Regions from separate parts of the Mus musculus genome. Here region 2 is linked to region 1. The links are chromatin contacts, found by Hi-C or POLR2A ChIA-PET in ENCODE. All regions are on one chromosome and are shown on one strand. Each heading gives the region's core, a stretch centred on a gene start or an enhancer-like site at or near the end of the contact. The rest is flanking DNA. Distances are from core to core; before and after follow the strand shown. Region 1 overlaps Irs1 (insulin receptor substrate 1). Region 2 overlaps Irs1 (insulin receptor substrate 1).

Region 1 (2,580 bases), core at 39-2,538:
GTTTTCCTATTTCTCTAGCTGCCAAAAGTGATGTCAGTTGTGGTAACGATTGTTACTTCAGTTCCCTGCAGATCCAGGGCCCTCTGTGTGAATGTCTGTTCTGAGCCTCATTCACACGTTGTTATGGAAAATCTGATGATGGTTGTGAAGCAACTGGGTATCCGGACACTTCCTCACATGCCCGGTCAGGGCTTTGCTTTCCTGGAGCCATCAGACTCCAGGGACAGAGCACACATGAGAAACTTACTTAGTGTTTAAGAGCAAAGAAAGGTTTGTGGCAATAGGTCCACATCCTTCCCTTTTGTCCAATTACAGAAACTGCGTTGCAGACATTTTTGCTCTCTCTACACCACATTGAAAAGGGGGCCATGGTGGAATTCAAATCCATTGGTTTGTATCCAAGCCAGATTTATAAACTCTGTGTCCTGTATTTCTGACCATTATAAACAAAATAAAACCCTAACCCAAAAAGTGATATGATGTTTCAATATAAACCTCAGAACTAATTAGAATGTACTTCTAGTAAGAGAGAATAATGTTGTCGAAACAACACCATGAATGTGAAAGAATTCCTGCCCATGACACTTTCGGTCCTGCATGTACCTTAGAGAAAGTTTTCTAAGTCTTGCTGCTTTGATTCTGTCGTGTGTGTGGACATATATATTACTTATGTTATTGCTGTGGCAAAAGCAGCTTAAGGATGGGAGAGGTTGCTTTTAGGATAATGATTCAGGGATATAGTCTATCATGGTGGGAAAGTTCCAGAAGCAGGAACAATAGGCAGCTGGTCCTGTGGCATCCTCAGTCAGGAGGCAGAGAGGGATGGATACTGTTGCTAAGCTCCCTGTATCCTTTTCATTCACTCCTGGATTCAAGTCCACATTTAGGCTGTCGAGAAAGTTCCTCAGCAACATGCACAGAGGTGTGGTGTGTCTCCTTGGTGATTCTAGATTGGTCAAGTTGTCAAAATTTATTAATCATAGTAACGTACGGTATTGATGGAAACATTGAAGGCATTTTGATTTACCGATTTCTAGGAGCACTATTATGCCTTCGGTGCCATTTGCTTTATTATTGTGCTCCCCCTTAATTGATTAAAGGAATGCAAAATGACTTTTTAAAAGTAACTTTAGAAGATTTTAAAATTACTTTTATTTTATGTTTATGAGTGTTTTACCTGCACGGTATGTGCACCATATGCATTCTTGGTGCCTACAGAGGCCAAAGAGGGTGACCAACGCCCTGGAATTGGAGTTACAGATGGTTGTGAATTGCCATGTGGGTGCTGAGATTCAAACTGCCCCCCCCTCCGAAAGAGCACCCAGTGTCCTTAACCCCTGAGCCATCTCTCTAGCTTCAGTTTAAAATATTTTGTTTTTGAGTTTTATTTAATCCATGATTGACTCCAAACCTTTCCTTACTGAGAAGTGAGCATCTCTGTTTAAATTTCTTTTCTCATCCTTAATTATTTTGAGCAGTTTCCAGAGCCTCATGCAAGCCAGGGAAGAAACTCCCCCTTCCCCCATGATGGCAGCACTCACCCTAGCAGGCCACAGAGGAACCAAATGGCTCCATTGCCTCCTTAGTAGATCTTGATATGTCCTTTTAATAAAGCTTGGCTTTCTTCGTTGGTGGTCTCCTGAAGTCACCAGCCCTGCCAGGTCTTTTGTGGCGACAAAGGAGGAATTGGAGCGAGATGGCCTCTCACATGTTGGCACTCCATCCTGGATTTTCTCCCTGGCAACTCTGTGCCCGTCAAGGTCTGGCCAGCAACCTTGTTATTTTCTCCAGCTCGATTCTCCCCATGTGACTGGCAGCAGGCACGAGTGGTATTTAGGCAGGTCCATTAAAGCATTGGTTTGGCCTGCTTGGTTACCCTTTGCCATTTAAGATCATGGAACCCAGGCTTGCCAGCTCAGTCTTGGCCAGTTTGAAAAGAAGTTTTCTTTCTGGAGCTTAAATGCCTTTCCATTTTCCAACATCAAATAGCACTATCTCAGTCCTTACCTCTAACCTTCATTCCACTCTTTCTTTCTTTTGGTGTGATCTCCAGGAGGATTTAGAATAGACAGTACTTTCACACTCTCTATTTTCACCTGCTTCCAGCTTGCCTTGATACTTCCCAACCGCACCTTCTAAAGCCCAAATAGATTCTCCTGTGCACCAAACTTTTGAATCTCTCTGGTCATAGCTTTCCTTTTCCTTACGTGGATGGTTGGCAGGGCTGGCAGAAGGAATGCTCTGGAGTGCTGTTTAGTTCTCTGGTACTTTGTCAGAGTTCTGACTGTCAGTCACAGGATCCTATTAGTGTTGCAAGTCTAGCAAGTAGAGTGACACTTCCATGTCCCCATCTCAGATTGTGTAGTAACAAGTGTTATAACTAAGGGATACCTGTTCGCTGCAAGAACTGCAATGCCATTTGCAACTGGTGTGTTTGGATTTGCTATTCTTTAATTTGGTGGGCTTGTTTACTAGACTGAGGAATGGTTTAAAAAAAAGTTTTCTCAGGGTATGTTGTAGATGAGCATCAATATATCAACATTCTAGAAGATGTGAGTTTTGAAATAGTCATACCAGGTG
Region 2 (2,580 bases), core at 32-2,531, 40 kb before region 1:
GGATTTGTTACTTATTTCAATGTTTGCTTTCATTACTGGGACACAGATTTTTTTTTTTTTTGTATTGTTTGCCAACATAAAATTCTTGTTTATTTCTAACATGGCTTTTGAGGGTTGGGACTCCTGCAATACTTGCATTGTCAAACTGCATACTTCATAAAGTAGGAGGAACACGAAGCAAACAGATCCAGTAAAATAGGAGATGAAGGAAAAAAGAACGCACACACCCCCATTTACTTTCTTACTTCCTATAAATTTGGTTTTACAAAATAAAATAAGCAGTGTTTTGTCTTTGGAGGAAATGAAGTGACCAAATGGAATGCACCCTCATTGTTTTATAAGGGTATTTAAAAGAAAACCCTGATTATGTAGAGAACACACACACAAATACACACCCCACAAAAATCCTTCCCCTCCCTGAACTTTAATGCGTAGCTTTTCATTTTTAACTTTCTTAGGGAAAAATATGATAATCCAGAAAAATCAGTCATGTCTGTTACAGAATAGCAATAGATCATTCTTTGCAAATGACAGAAGCAGGCTTGTACAATGTGTACGGAAATTTTAAGAGAGAGTGTGTGTGTGTGTTGTGTGCTTTAAGCAGAGCACCTAGTGTTGCTTGGTGCTGTACACCCTCAATTGTGCTTGCTTTTTCTAAGTTTAAAGGTTTTGTTTGCTAGTCAGTTATCATCAGAGGCCGAGCAGAATCAGATCTGCTAGTGGCAAACAGCTTCTGCTTACCGTGAGTTTATCAGTTAGCTGTTTTAACCTCCCCTGCCTTGCTGTCCTGCTACTTCGCTTGTCTTAGGAAAAACAAAAAAACCAAACAAACCTGAAACAAGGTTAAAGGAATACAGTTGCCACAAGGGGTGTGTGTGTGTGTGTGTGTGTGTGTGTGTGTGTGTGTGTGTATGTGTGTGTGTGTGTGTGTGTGTGTGCGTGCGCGCGCGCGCGCGCCAGGCGTTCTCTGAGCCCCTCTTTTAAACATCTCAGCTTGTTTACTTTGTTTCAATGTCAGCTCAAGGAGAGCCATTTGTGAAGCATTTAGCTCCCTTGCACAGGATTTGACAGATTGAACAACAATCTTTTCCGTGTCTCTTTTCTCTGATGCATGTCAGGGTCACCTCCAACTAACTTAGTTCTGAACTGCTAGATTGTGTTGTGGAAAGAGCACCCCTTTCTCCCCATTCCCTTTGTCCCCACCTCCTAGTGCATGGTCCAGTCAATAGTACAGTCATTGTGGCCTACTGTCTGCACTGGGTTAACACAGAGCCCAAAGTGGAAAGCTAAAAGGACCTCCTAGGCTTCAGCATGCCCATCTAGATACCTTTAACCAGCATTTGCCTTAGATTTGACTTTACTGTTGAAACTGAAGCTTGGCAGACAGAGCACACTTTTGCTGACACAGACTGGAGTCATCCCTTCGGGTTTTTTTGTTTTTGTTTTTGTTTTTTTTTTTTTCATCCTTTTGTTAAGGCCCCTCTAAAAAGAGGATTTTACCATTCGTTTCAGTCCCTGTTTTTCCTTACTGCGACCTCCAGGATTCCATGCTTCCACAGCTGCCTCTCTTTCCCCCCTTCCCGCGATGCTCCCTGCCCCCTGGCCTTTGGAGCTGGCGCGGACCCGCGAGCCCTGGCACTTTCCCTTTTCCTGGGTTCACCTCCGCTTCCTGCCTGCCCCCTCTTTGCTTGGCTCTGGACCCCCCTCTTCCAAGACCCCTCCCGCCCCGGGTGAGAGAGACAGCCCCGGAGGCCCTCCAGGCTCCCGCCCCCGCCTGGCTCGGTCCTCGGGGATACAGGGCCCCTTCCCAGGCCTCGAGGTTGGCGGTAGCAGCCGAGCCTCCGCCCCTTAGGACGGCGGGCCGGGCGCCGGGTGCCGATTGGCTCCTGTAAGAGCCAATCAGCATGAGTGATGGCCGGGGCGGGGGCGGGGTAGGCTGGGGCCTCGCTGGGAAAGCTCGCTCACCCTTGTGGGTGCTGCAGAGCTCATCCAGGTCCTTCCGCCCCCAAGTCTAAGATGCGATGCGCTCCGTCTCTATAGCATCTCTGCCAGACTCATAAGAATGAAAAACACTCCGCAGCGGGCTGACGGAGGCCGGAAACACCACACTTCCTCTTCTTTTTAATTGAGGAAAAAAAAAAAAATCAGGCCGTGACCATGTGACATACCCCATTTTGTTTTCCTCCTGTTTTTACTATGGTTTACTACGATGCTGTTCCTTCACCTTCCCGTCTCCAGTCTGCACGCAGGAGCGAGTGGCAGACAGCACATGGTGTGGAATTGACAGAGCTAGGTCATGGTTCTCACATTTATGTTTCTTGCTAAAAGGGAGAAGGACACACAAAGGTTGTTAAAGGGTCATTCAGGGAGAAAGACTGCTTTTCCTTGAAAGAGCCCGAGGCTCTTTCCAGTAACTAACAATATACACTTTATTGAGCACCTGCTGTTTACAAAGCACATGAGCTGGATAAGATCAAGGAAAATTGATCTTCCCCACCCCCTTGTGAAGGAACTCAGGAGTGTAGGCTACAGCTTGCACATTGCATCTTCTGAATCATTAGAACGCTAGAAGACAATATG

What was found. Hi-C counts contacts between places; a loop is a spot of excess contacts on that map. ChIA-PET counts read pairs that join two places held with the same protein, here RNA polymerase II (POLR2A).
Region 2: a map of gastrocnemius shows a loop between it and region 1 (4-fold over the local background). The contact joins two enhancer-like sites. A Hi-C loop is called at or near these places in 6 of 37 maps with a recorded cell type or tissue (gastrocnemius and heart). POLR2A ChIA-PET finds 5 or more read pairs at or near these places in 1 of 5 experiments (Patski).

The regions. Positions count from the first base shown.
Region 1 is chr1:82,242,636-82,245,215 of GRCm38, reverse strand. All of the region lies in intron 1 of Irs1 (insulin receptor substrate 1), which reads left to right. Among named protein-coding and RNA genes, the nearest start is that of Irs1, 48 kb to the left of the region's middle. Within about 2 kb of position 1,288, at least 1 of the 3 ENCODE cell types and tissues checked has a DNase peak (open chromatin) inside an H3K27ac peak, as active enhancers do; it is gastrocnemius, where a contact is called at or near this core.
Region 2 is chr1:82,282,701-82,285,280 of GRCm38, reverse strand. The region is part of intron 1 of Irs1 (insulin receptor substrate 1); the gene reads left to right. Among named protein-coding and RNA genes, the nearest start is that of Irs1, 7.4 kb to the left of the region's middle. Within about 2 kb of position 1,281, at least 3 of the 3 ENCODE cell types and tissues checked have a DNase peak (open chromatin) inside an H3K27ac peak, as active enhancers do; they include gastrocnemius, where a contact is called at or near this core.